2 separate regions of the Homo sapiens genome follow, and region 1 is linked to region 2. The links are chromatin contacts, found by Hi-C or POLR2A ChIA-PET in ENCODE. All regions are on one chromosome and are shown on one strand. The core of a region is the stretch at or near the end of the contact, and the rest is flanking DNA. Distances in the headings are between cores, read along the strand shown. Region 1 overlaps DIP2C (disco interacting protein 2 homolog C). Region 2 overlaps DIP2C (disco interacting protein 2 homolog C).

Region 1 (6,030 bases), core at 2,943-5,442, 38 kb before region 2:
AGAAAGTGGCTAATGTTGTAACATGACTGTCTGGGCTGCTGTAGATTGGGTGATCTGTAGCTCACAGCTCTGGAGGCTGGGAAGTCCGAGGTCAAGGTGCCTGCAGATCTGGTGCCCCAGGACCTGTTGCTCACAGACGGCAACATCTCACTGGGCCTCACGTGGCGGAGGAGCAGGAGGGCTCCTTCAGGCCTTCCAACAAGGACACCAACCCCGGTCCTGAGAGCGAGGCCTCCCAAAGGCCACACCTTTTAACGTATCCCATCGGAGATTGCTTCAGTGTGCGTGAGGTTTTGGGGACAGACATTCAGGCCAGAGCCATTGCTCTGCTGTGGTGTTAGGGCTGCGATGGTATCATTACTGCCACAGAGCCACAGCCTTCTCAGCTGCATTTGCTGCAAGAGGAAGACACAGGTGCCTGTGCAAGTTGGGGTTCGGTGCAAGAAGCGGAGACCCTCTGGGAATCAGAATCAGCAGGAGGAACTTAAGGGCTTTGAGAACTGACACTTTAGGACTGCAGGAGTTTTCTTCAGACTGTAAAAACCTTGGTGTGTGACAATACTGAACGTTGCCTGAGTCCTGAAATCCTGTAAACAGTGATGGTTAAGACATTCCCCGCCCCCACCCCGACCTTATTTACTGCAAAAAGCCCCTTCCCATGTGGCTTAGGCTGACTTGCAGGTGACCCTTTACCAAGGACAAGGCCAGAGTCAGGACTTCAAACACCCATTCTCTGCCTCATAAGTGATTAGCTAAACTGCCGGTTCCCACTGATCAATCAGAACAAAACGCGTGTTAGCCAAATCTTGGTTCCTCCCGTTCTCTCCTTACCCGAGCCTGAGGCCCCTCTGGAGAACAGGCAGCCTCTGAGGAAACCTCTGATCCCCGATCAGCCACCCCATCGCCTGCGTCCCCAGCCGCTTCCTCCTGGCCTTGTTCCCCCTTCCCTGTGAAGGAGAGAACAGTTTCGGCTGGCCCTGAGATGCTGGCAGGCCTGCAGTCAGGGCAGTGGGCGCCTCCCACCTTGAAATGGTCCTTCGTGGTGCAGTTCTGCTTACGGGGTAGACTTTGTTGCCTTCCACAGAGGACAGTTAGGGTGGGCAGGAAGGAAGTCTCTGCCACAAGTCTGCATTCCAGGCTGTTTCCAGAAGTGGGAATTCTCTCGTGCCCTGGAGTCTGGGAATGCATTTTTAGTTTCCCAGCTTCAGGTAGAATTGAAATTGAGTGAGCCAACCCACCACATCCATCTGGAGCCAGGAACTAGTGCCGTTTTAAAGCGGCAGTTTCTCCGTAAGATTACAAAAAATGCACTTAGCACGTTTCTTACTTTGACATATGCATTTGGACATCTAAAATGGGAATGGTGGTTTTTGAAGCATGGATGTAGTTTTAAATTTTGAGTGTTGTAAACCTTAATGTAGCTTCCTAAAATTTTTGCCTGATTATCTAGAGATTTACTGAACCTTTGGAGTGGTAATGAGTTTATCTGTATGACTTTGCTTTCTATGATGCAATGAAAGTACTATAATTAAAACCTCTACAGTTGGGTGCAGCAGGCGATTGGCCAAAACAAATTCTGCCTTTTGGTTTTTCTTAACCAAACAAGGGAGTAAAGAGTGTAGGCTGAAGTGGCAAATTCATTTCAGAGTACGCCAGAGCCCTCAACGATTGACTGAGCAGCCTTCTCAGGTGAACATGTAACGTGCCATGAGTCTTGGCAAGGCTGGCTACCCATGTGTGCACGTGACACCACAGAGCCACACCTGGGAAGATGTGGTTTCTGTAACAAGCTTTGGAAAACCTAAGTTCAACTTAATTATCCAACTTTGTTACAGAAAAAGCTTTGACCAGATGGCCAAAGACCTGATTCTCTTATGGTTGAGACGTGGTTATAAAATTGCCCTTACTTGGTGCCAATCAGTGTTTGTCCACAACGATACTCCTCCAACCTCACTGAATAGTTTGGAGAATGAAATGAGACTGTGAAAATCTCCTTAAGGTGAAAAGCGCTCTGGGGCACCCAGGAATATCCACACACCCTGGGCCATCCTCTTTAAGGTGGAAAGGGCTGTCGGGTCATTGAGGAGCATCCGGAAACCCTCTTTAAGGTGGAGAGGGCTGCTGTGGGGTCGCACGGGAGCATCCGCACACCCTGGGCCGTCCTCTTTAAGGTGGACAGGGCTTGTGGGGTCGCTCCGGAGCATCCGAACACCCTGGGCCGTCGTCTTTAAGGTGGAAAGGGCTGTCGGGTGGCTCCGGAGCATCTGCACACCCTGGGCTGTCGTGGCCGTCCCACTTGCTGCTCAGTCACCTCCATGTTCCCACATTCAGGCTTTGGGACACTCTTATTAGCAGCTCATCCCCTGGGCTGGCTGAGGAAGGAGTGGGAGGTTGTGCTGAGGCTGTGTCACCATCTGCCCTGACATGAGCTGGGCAAGGCAGCGGCAGTGACTCCAGAGGAACCTGGTCACTGAGGGTTCCAGTAGGAAGTGCAGAGGCTTGGGGTGGCTCTGCCGGTCGTAACCAAATGTCTTCCCTCTTATTTCCACGATTCCTTCTAGTTCTGTGCCTTGTACTACAGGGTCTCTGTGTGCCCATAAATACATGTTAGTTATGATACAGGTTCCTCTTTCCCCTCTGCCTGGAGCTGGGCCCGGGGAATGAAGTGCAGACCTCCTTGCCGCTGGATGCCCGCTGGCATGAGGCACTGCCTGCCCTGCTAAGGCCTAGAGAGAGTCCTGGAAGCCCCCTCCTGCACACCCGGCCTCTTGAGGTGTACACAGGAGATGGATGAGCTCCCCCTGTCCCACACTGAGCAGAGACTGGGGAGGCGGCGGCAGCACTGTCCCCCACAGTGCATCCTCAGTGCATGGAGGAAAGTCTGTTCATGCTTAAAACACAGCTCGTCCCCTCTCCTCAAAAGCAGGATGACAACCGCATTTACATCCGGAATCTTAAAAAAGGGCCCGTTGGGACATGAGGGTTGCAGTTGAGTACTTGCTCCGAATGCACTGGAGCTCTGGGCTCTGTGGCCCCAGGGGGTCCTCTGTCCACTGAGGGTGCTGGGTTACCTGGAAGGTCCCTCCAGCCTCTGCGATTTTGCCCTTTTCAGGTTAACATGTCGTCATTTTCCTGAACAGCACTGCCTTTCGTTCACTGACCCACGAGTGAACAGCTGGTCAGATGACCACTGCTGCTTCCTTCGACTGGGAAGTGGTGACATGATTATACTTCCATGGAACTTGGTTTGTTCTTGGTCTAGTAAGGGTTCAGTTGTATCTTGATGTTTAATCTGCAACTCTGAATTGGTCTTTTGATTGCAAAGAGATTGCTTGCTGGATTTGTTTCTAAATATTTCATGGATAATAGGAGAAACTCACTTACCTGTGTGTTCCTGTAACGTGTTTTTGCCGGGTATTTAAATGGGTGTCTTAGTAAGCCCTTAGCCCACTTTCTGTGTGTGGTGGATTCATTCTAACCATTCTGTTGAGACCAGAGGATGTGGGGTGCTGTCTCCCTAAACTAGGGGGAAATGGCATTATTCTGCCCTCCTCCCTGGGAACGCTGGGGTTTCTGGGTCTCTAACTTGGCTCCCACGCTGGGAGAGTGGCTGTGGCTTCTGGAGCCTGTTTTGTGAGGGACTGACTCCTTCACTTACTTTATTCCACACGGTCTTCGCCGCTTTATGATGCAAGGATGAGGGAGGTGGGCCCGGGGGCCGTGCCTGTGCCTCAAAGGCTCGATGCAGAAAGTCGTTGTTGGAAGGATGTTCCTTGAGGCAGTCTTTTCTACTTTTAACAGAAAAGTAACTATTCACATGGCTCTATTCTGCTAGTGATGTTTCAAAATAATTGATGCAGAGTTACAAAGATGTCGGAGACACCCATGACCCACTCCGGGCTGGGGCCAGGCCTTCTGCTCAGATGCCTTCAGACCACATTCAGATGCCAAAGATTCTTGCTTGGTTATTCTCAAACTTAAGAGAATCTAAAACACAAGCCACGGTGTGGATTTTCTCTTGAGCTCTCATGCCTTTAATTGCTTTGTATTTGGGGAATGAATGACTTCATCAAGGGGAAAGAATTTGAGGAAGCAGCCTCTGAAGCTAGGAGGGGGTGGGGAGGGGTGGCGTGAGGAGCAGAGGGAAGAGGAGCTGTGGGGGGAGGAGCCAGGCTGGGGCCTCTCCCCATGATGCTCCCCTACCCCTGTCGCGAGGCCTCGGACTGAGACTGACTTTCCCACAGGAAATGCATGTGATGATTGCATGTCGGTTTTGTGGGCTGGCCATATGGATTGAGGGAATGTCCATGTTGTGATTCTTCATTGATTTGAAGGTTGGAAAGGTTTGTGCTCAATGCAGGGGTCTCTTGGTGCGATGGGAAATGTGATCGCAGCTGCCCTCGGGGTGGGAAGAGAGGCCCTTGGTGGCCGGTGCCGGCTTTCACCTTCCTGGGTGAGCTGCCCTTGGGGTGGGGAGGGAGGCCCTCGTGGCCCTTGGTGGTGGCCGGTGCCGGCCTTGGCCTCCCCCAGTGAGTGCTGCTCCATCCCTGGTGTCTCCGACTCTTTGCCTGGCACTTTCCTCGTGGGAGGCCGTGATCCATCAGCCTTGTCCACGCGTGTCCTGCAGACTTGTGCTGACTCTGCAGGTCCAGCGGTGGTTAGAGGAGGCCCTCCTAAACGTTTAATGATGGCGCTGCTGAGTGCATGAAGCCACGTCAGCCCCAGAGTCCAGGTAGGGAACCGTGGGGTAGAGGGAAGAGTGGACAGATGGGTGCTTTCCTTGGCCCCTGGGGGCATGGCCAGGTCCACGTTCAGACCTCCTGGTTTCTCCCGTATTTCCATAAATAGCCAGGAAAGGACTCAGGACCCCTAGGACCTCATGGGTGTAAGCTGTGTCCTCGTGTGGCCCCAGCTGTGGCCAGTGACGTTATTCTCTTTAACCTCAAGCTTATTTTGTATAAAAACATGAAGGGACAGAAGTAGTTCAGGAGCCTCTGAAGACTTACGTAATTGTTAGTAGGCCTACTTTTATGATTTCTTACGTATTAAGAGCAAATCATGAAACAAACTCATTTCTGTTTGAAGGAATCTTTACTGTTCTCATTTTTGTGGCAAGTGACATTGATTCTTTGCATAGTGACAGCGTTAGTGCACTCCTGCCCAGCCCTGCTGCCCAGCGTGTCCTCGGCACACACCTCTGTCCATTGGTCTCCATTCACCAGGTCTCCATTCACCTTTCCACCTAGAATTGTAGGGGGGCACTGGGATATTGGGGCTAGAAGGAAACTCTGAAGACCACTTCTAGGGGCAGCTTAGTCAGGGCTCTCCAGAGAGACAGAGCCAGCCCGGTGTGTGTGTGTCCAGGGGGAGGCTTGCTGCAGGGGCTACGGAGGCCAAGAAGCCCCAGGACCCACTGCCTGCAACCTGGAGGCCTGGGAGGGTGTGGCTCAAAGGCTTGAGAAGCGGAGGGTGCAGATCCCACCCAGGTCTGAGGAGCTGAGACCCAGGAGCACCGGGGGCAGAAGACGGATGCCACTGGCCTGCAGCCAGACAGGTGGAGCGAGCCCAGCCTTCCCCGCCTTGCTGTTTTACTCGAGCCCTGGAGCCCTGGGTGGACAGGGTGGTGCCCCCTACACTGGCGAGGATGGGTCTCCACTTAGTCTCCACTCAGTCCAGAGGCAAACACACATCTCACACAGAAATAATGCAGAACCAGCCACCTGGGCACCCCGGGGCCCACTCAGGTCGATACACAAAACCAATGCCACGTGTGGCCCTCATGTCTGCATGTTCGCGTCACTATGCGCATTGCTCAGTCATCGCCTTGGTGAGCTTGAAAGCTCATTGTGTGGTTCTGGGTGTCTTTGTCCTGGGCAGTGGTGGTGATGACAGGCTCCCCACCACCCCAGCTCAGGCACAGGTGATGCCACCAATGGCTCCTTATTTCTCAGACGCTTGAGCCGGGTGCTCTGTGAAGCCAGTTCCACTTCCCGCAGCATCTGTTCCCTATGCCGATTCCATTCACAGTAT
Region 2 (6,722 bases), core at 2,747-5,246:
CCCTGTCCCTGGAGAAAATATGTGGAACAATGGTTCTTAAGGCTTTGGACGTCAGGCAGTGAAGGCCTGTGGGTGAGAAGGGGAGTGAGTGAGGCTGCCCCAAGGTGACGTCCAGGCTGGGGTGTGGGGAGGGTGATCTGTGGTTGAGGAGATGGAGCTGTGGGCTGGAGAGATCAAGGAGATGAGGATGGTTATGTCCAAGAGAGCCAGTGACGTTCACCCAGACGCTGCTGCCTCAACCACGTGCGGGGGTGGGGGGAACGTTCTCCCCCGAGGGCCTGCTAGTGAGTAATGAGAGGACCACCATGGACTCAGACACTTTATATTCTCACAGGGTCTGAGAATTTGCTCCCCTAAGTCTTTTTCTGTTCCATATTTTTTACCTGATTAGTTATGACACATCTTAGCAGATTCCACTTCAGGTTCTGTAGAATTAGTGTTTTCTCAGCTTTGAAATCTTCTCTCAAATAATTGATCCATTCAGATTATTCACAGACTTTAATTCTTCAGTTTCTTCAAATTCAGCATCGATTCCCTGAATGAGCGACCTCAGCAGTGTTGGGATTTTTGACACATTAAGAACTAAGGAAAATGACTCACACTCATTTGCCTTGCTTCTTAATTGACTATTGGTATAGCCCAGTAGTCTGAACTTGTTCTTGACTATTGGTATAGCCCAGTAGTCTGAACTTGTTAAGCAACCATTCTCACCGAAAGACTAATAATCTTTAAAAGTCTCTCTTCCTCTGGACGCATCTTTGGCTGCTGTAATCAAATGCAATGTAATCAGCACTGGTTAATGGCTTTCCTTGCTTTGCTAACAAATGCTCCTCAGAAACTTTGGTTTCTTTTTCATTTTCATTGTTGTGAAATTCTGCTATAATTATATTTTAAGCCTTCTGATTTTTCTAGCTTTCCTGCGAGTTGGAAATACTGTGATGGGTGCTTAGTTTGGGATGTTGACGTACACTGTATGCCTAGCTACTATGCCATTGCATGAATACTGATTTGTCACTTTCTCATGAAGACTCATTTCACCTAGTTTGGTAAATTCTACTAATTTTAAGGAAGGGGGTGGAATACAACTGCTGTTAGGAGGTTTTTTAAAGGATCGGGGAAATATTGCCATTATTATTACCACCATTACGGAAGGAACATAAAAATACGTGCTGCTTTCAGTCATTATGAATATGTAAGTCTGCATCTGTGACTGCAGAAAATGGCAGCCCCAAGCCTTAAAATCGTATGGATGCACCAAGCCCGCCTGCAGGGCACTGTGGAACAGTCTGCATTAGTCGAAGTTGGCCCACTAGCCCTGAGGGGGATGGTGTCTGATTTATGATAAGGCCCTGACTTCAGATTACAGGCCTCCAGATACTGTGATATTCTAAACAAAGACACAATACTGCCCAGAGAGCACTTGTAGGCAGTGTAGGTGAGAAAAGCCTTCAAGGAAGATTACTGCTGCTCAGCTAGGAGGATTCTGCAAGGCAGTAGACTTTATAAGGTTGCACACGTCAATGTTCACAGAAGAGTATTTAGCTATATTCATTCCTTTTAAGCAGCCAGGCTTGTGTGTATTTTTAGGGGCACTCACATGGCAGCTCTTCCACTGTCACTGCTGGTTGTGCACTGTTGTTTGATGTTATGGATTTCTGTGTTGAGTGTGTCCTCTCCAAATGTATCTGTCTCTAGAATATTTTAGAGTAGACCATTTATTGGTTAAATATATGAAAAGCTCTCTGAGGGAACAGAACACTTGTTTTCAGTGAGGAAGAAATCTTTAAAACTGGCCATGCAGACCCTGTTATAAATGTTTAGCAATGGAATGTTTAATGTTTAACACGTAATGTTTAAAGTAGAAATTTTAATTTAGAAATCCTGTTGGAATGCCAACTTAAATTACGACCATCCGTGTGCATATGGAAAAGAATGAGAGTGAATGTACAGAATTGGAATTTCGTCTATTTCGTAGAGATTCTGTAATGTATCAGGTACAAGTCTCACTTCATGATTCAAATGAAGGAGACTGAAATTATAAAAACTGACAAAAACATGCCTTTGAATAGTGAGCCATTATCCTCCTTGAAATAGTGATTCATTCACTAGAAGGTCCACCTGTAACTTTGTCAAACACATTTGTTGCATTAGTGCTCAAGTGAGCTCAATTTTCCAGACAGGGAAATTATTGCTGCTTAAAGTTTGTCCTGATGATGTTGGTGAACAGGGAAAATCCTTTGACGTGGATCCTCTGTGTGTGTTAAACATCAGATGCGGCCTGCCCAACCCTCTGCCTGTAACTGGGAACCTTAACTGTCAGGATCATTGTGGAGAACCTTGAGAAGGCAAAACAAAAAGCCTTTGGAGTAGCAAAAGATGTAGCTGATTTCATGCAGTAAAGCTTACACATTTTTCTTTAAAATGCATCCTTCGGAACGTCCGCTTGCTGATTATTTTAGAATCACTATAGTCTGGTGACAGCAGTTGTAGGAACAGGTGCACGGCCCGGCTGGTGCAGGAGGGTCTCAGCGGAGCCGCACTGCTGACACCGAAGGTGGGGCTAGAGCTGTCACGCGTGACTCGTGCAGATGGCCTTGGCTGACCTCCAGAAGAGGAATTGTCAGTATCTAAGGAGGAAAAAGTGTATTAATTTCATGAGTATTTGCCTTCACAATGGCGAAAACACTGAGTTTTGTGGCACCTGCTCTCTCTGGAATGAGGAGTCTTCCCTTCCTGGCAGACAAGCTCTAGACGGGACCAGGAGTTGTGTTGCTGGATTGAAGAGGTTTCCTTCCTGGGGAGGTGGCCTTCAAGCCTGACTTGAAGGAAGCTGTGACTGGCGGGAAAGGGCCTTGGAGACAGTGCGTTACCAGGAGGGTCAGTGGCTGAGAACCATCCTGTTCCGACTGTTCCCATTGTGGTTTTAGAGGAGTAAACTTGGGGAGAAGCAACAGCCAAAAGCCTTGAGGAACATTCTGTGATGTTGATCACGTTTGGTTGCGTTGTTGCTGAGACTCTCAAATGAGAGGCCCTGGAGGTGCAGGTCTCTCAGGCCTTGGGACATGGGAGAGCTGCTGCTTCAGGGGTTGGAGTCCCCATGCCAGTGGCTCTCAGTCTGCAGAGACTTCTCGTACAGTGGGCAATTGCTGCCTCCAATCCATTGTGAGTCCCCTTTAACCTGCCCCAAAATAAATACACATGAAAGGTACCATGTCAGCAAAGAGAATCAAACTCTGTAAGGTATTTAAAGAGATTTATTGTGAGCCAAATGAGTTACCATGGCCCACGATACAGCCCTCAGGAGATACTAAGAACCTATTCCCAAGGTGGTCAGAGCACAGCCTGGTTTTGTACCTTTTAGGGAGACATGAGACATCAATCAAATAAATGTAAGATGTACATTGGTTTGATCTGGAAACGCGGGGACAACTGGAAGCAGGGGTGTCCAGGTCATAGGTAGATTCAAAAATTTCCTGATTGACAGTTGGTTGAGAGAGTTGTACGATTAAGGGGTTGTGTGGAGACCAAGGCTTTGTCATGTGGAGGGATGCCTCCAGGTAGCTTTGAAGAGAATAGATTGTGAATGTTTCCCGTCAGGCTAAGAGTCTAAGTTCTGTCTAATTCCAGAAGGGAGGCGGGGTGATAAGGCAAGTCCCACCCCCCACCGATCATGGCCTGGACTAGTTTTTCAGGTTAGCTTTGGAATGCCCTTGCCAAGAGTAGGGGCTGTTGAGATGGCCAGGGGGGCCTAGAATTTTAATGCTTTTACAACCAGAAAGTGATTACGTTGTTTCTGTGGATGATAGCCCGTGTGGTAATTAATATTTTATTAGCAGATTAATTTGAAAGTCAATGTGTTTTCAAGTATGTTAATTATTAAGTTATCAGCAAACAGAAAGCTTACTTTGAAACCAGCCTGAGAATCAAGAGGCCTATCAAAACAATGGACTTGGGAGAACTGATTCACGTGTTCACTGCCGCGAGTTTCAGGCATTATGAGAAGTCTGTGTGCTGATACATTAAGTGACTCGAGAACTTAAATCCTGATGGACTCCTACTTAACAGTGACACTTTTTTCTTTTTTTTTTTAAATGGTTGTGTTTAGCTTGTCTCTTGTGTTGTGCAGCTTTTGTCTTCCAGCCGCTGAGCACTTTAGCTTTGTGTTCACATGGCCTCATTCTCCGAACCTCCCCTCTTTGTGACTCCTCCATCCTGTCCACCTTGATCGCGTGTCTTCTCCACCCCTGTGGGTTTTATCCCGAGGACTGCTCTCTGCTGTGCGTGGAGGGATGATCAGTGGACACTGGCTTTATTGACTCATTTTACACCTAGCTCCCAGTTTCTAAAATCATGATTGTCTTGGTTTCCCTGTGAAACTGGGAGTCAGGCCTTGGGCGCAGTGCTGGGTGTCTGTGACAGGGCAGGAGGGAGAGGTGAGAACCGGAGGGGGTGGGGAGAGAGGTGAGAACTGGATCGGGGGGAGAGGAGAACAGGAGTGGGGGGGAGAGGTGAGAACCGGAGCAATGAGTTCATCAAGGGGAAGGAACACCTCCCTGAATTCCTGTGTCTGTTTTAGGTTAAAGACGAATGGCCAGGTGGGTGGATGTCTCACCCGGTGTGGCTGGACCGTGCTGTGCTGAACCCTGAGCAGGGGCCCCAGCAGTGGCCTCCTGCCAGGCCGGGGCCATGGGGCTCCGGGGCTGGGCTTCCTCCTCTGGGGTGGGTTGTGAGGGCTTGTGCATGGTGCAAGAGTCTGCACAGCTGCTGTGTGACCCTGAGGGGCATGTGGGTAGCTGGTCTGTACTCCTTACCTGGAAGAACCTGAGCTCATCTGGGCCAGAGCCTTTGGGGAGGTAGGAAGGCAGAGACCTGGAATTCCTGCTTTCTCCAGACACCAAGAAAGCCCAGTGTTGCATCTGCTCTGAGGTGCTGTCAGCAGCCATATATAGTTGTTGATTTTAACATGAGGGAAGGTGCCGATTAACCCAGGTCTGTGGGGAGCTTTGAGGAGTCCAGGCCCTGGGCTTTTAAATATGTTCCTTCCTCAACAAAAACAACAAAAGACCCCTGTGGCTGATGCCGACTGTGTGTGGGGTAGGACACACCGAGCTTGTGTGGGGCTTCCCCCGGCGTTCCCCCGGCGTTCCCCACCGCCCCCATGGACACCAGCTGTTCCAGGCCGAGGCTTGTCCTGGTTAGACCCTCGTCGTGGGGTCTGTGGTCCCGGATCGAGGGCCCAAGCACTTCTCTCATTATTAAAGTGATTCACCTGAGATGTACAGCTGCCTCCAAAGGGTCTCATGAGCATATGAGATACAGCCAGTGCTGCTGCCCCAAGCTCATAATTCTAGTGGAAAGGAGAAATTTTACTTTTAATGTGCTTGTGTGACTCAGATGCAAATATTCAACTCCCGTTAAACTTGCAAGACCTTGAAAACCTCTGAGATTCCTTGGAAACCACTCCTTGGCCCCACGACCTAACTCACCTGTGGAGGGGGTGGGGTGGTCTGCCGGGGGAGGGGTTGGGCTGTCGGTGGGGGAGGGGTCGGGTGGTCCGTGGTGTCTGGGGTCCTGCTGTGTTCTCCAAGTCTCCTTCTATTTCATCATTAGCCCCAGCTCTTCAGTGGGAGAGCAGATTCACTGACATTGCCATTATTTTGTTCCTGTGTTGCCTCTGTTAACTTAAAATAATCAATATTTACCAGAAATAATTGATGGCGAGATGGGAATTATTGGTGATTCCCTGACATAGGCGGCCTGTATAGATAAGCATGTTACAGTGTCTGATTTCCGAGATGTTGGTCCACACCTTCTCAGAAACACACTTTCAGGCTTAGATTCCTGTGCAGGAGAAGCTGCCTTTCCCCGAGACGCGATGGTGGGCCCCCGCACTGGCATGGCAGGGTGGTTGTGTGACTGGGCTGGGCTGGACGTGCTCCTGTCCCCCTGCGCTGGGCGCCCGCCTCCACCCCCCGTATCTACATCGAGGGTGCCTGCCTTTGTTCCCCCAGCTCGTGGTGATACAACTGCACCTTCCTTTACGCATTTCTGAATAGAGATGATTAGGTCTGGGGGTCGAATCTCAATCCGTGAGATGCATCCAGGTAAATTATTCACACACATGACTCGAGTCCTCCCATCCTGGTTCAGGGTCAGGAAGCGGGAGGTGGGTTTGGAGACAGCTGTGTGGCCTCAGGAAGGTTCTCTCAGAACCTGTTTCTTTCTCTAGCAAAGTAAGGATTCCTACCTCACTGGGCTTGACGCATGCTCAGTACTCAGATGCTGTCTAGTCTTTATCATAGTTAGTATTTGGGGAACAGCGTGGCTGGTAAGACAATGCGTTATCTTTCCAATTTATAGAATGTCATATGAGGCAAGCGTGAAACCAGGACACTACCCTAATCTGAAGATGCTGTTGCTTACTCTTCTTAAGCATTTTATTATAATTCTGTCATGTGTCCGCCCTGTCATGTGACGGCACCCTGTGAGGTTGCCAGGGAGCATCCCTCCTGCCTCCAGCCCTCCAGGGTTTCGCCCTCTGGGGTTTCCCCCTTCCCCGCCCCCTTCCCCGCCTGCCCCTGCCCCCTCCCCCTGCCTGCCTGCCTGCCCCTGCCCCCTCCCCCTTCCTGCCTGCCTGCCTGCCTTCCTGCCCCCTCCCCCTGCCTGCCTGCCTGCCCCTGCCCCCGCCCCCTCCCCGCCCATCCTCCCCCTCCCCCTTCCCA

The links. Hi-C counts contacts between places; a loop is a spot of excess contacts on that map. ChIA-PET counts read pairs that join two places held with the same protein, here RNA polymerase II (POLR2A). Pooled maps may share reads with other maps.
Region 1: a map of sciatic nerve shows a loop between it and region 2 (26-fold over the local background). The contact joins two enhancer-like sites. A Hi-C loop is called at or near these places in 5 of 168 maps with a recorded cell type or tissue (aorta, head of caudate nucleus, posterior cingulate gyrus and 2 more) and 3 of 50 pooled maps. POLR2A ChIA-PET finds 5 or more read pairs at or near these places in 4 of 52 experiments (BJ, WTC11 and activated T-cell).

Annotation. Positions count from the first base shown.
Region 1 is chr10:596,678-602,707 of GRCh38, reverse strand. The region is part of intron 1 of DIP2C (disco interacting protein 2 homolog C); the gene reads left to right. Among named protein-coding and RNA genes, the nearest start is that of DIP2C-AS2, 29 kb to the left of the region's middle. Within about 2 kb of position 4,192, at least 3 of the 41 ENCODE cell types and tissues checked have a DNase peak (open chromatin) inside an H3K27ac peak, as active enhancers do.
Region 2 is chr10:557,750-564,471 of GRCh38, reverse strand. The region is part of intron 1 of DIP2C (disco interacting protein 2 homolog C); the gene reads left to right. Among named protein-coding and RNA genes, the nearest start is that of DIP2C-AS2, 67 kb to the left of the region's middle. Within about 2 kb of position 3,996, at least 3 of the 41 ENCODE cell types and tissues checked have a DNase peak (open chromatin) inside an H3K27ac peak, as active enhancers do.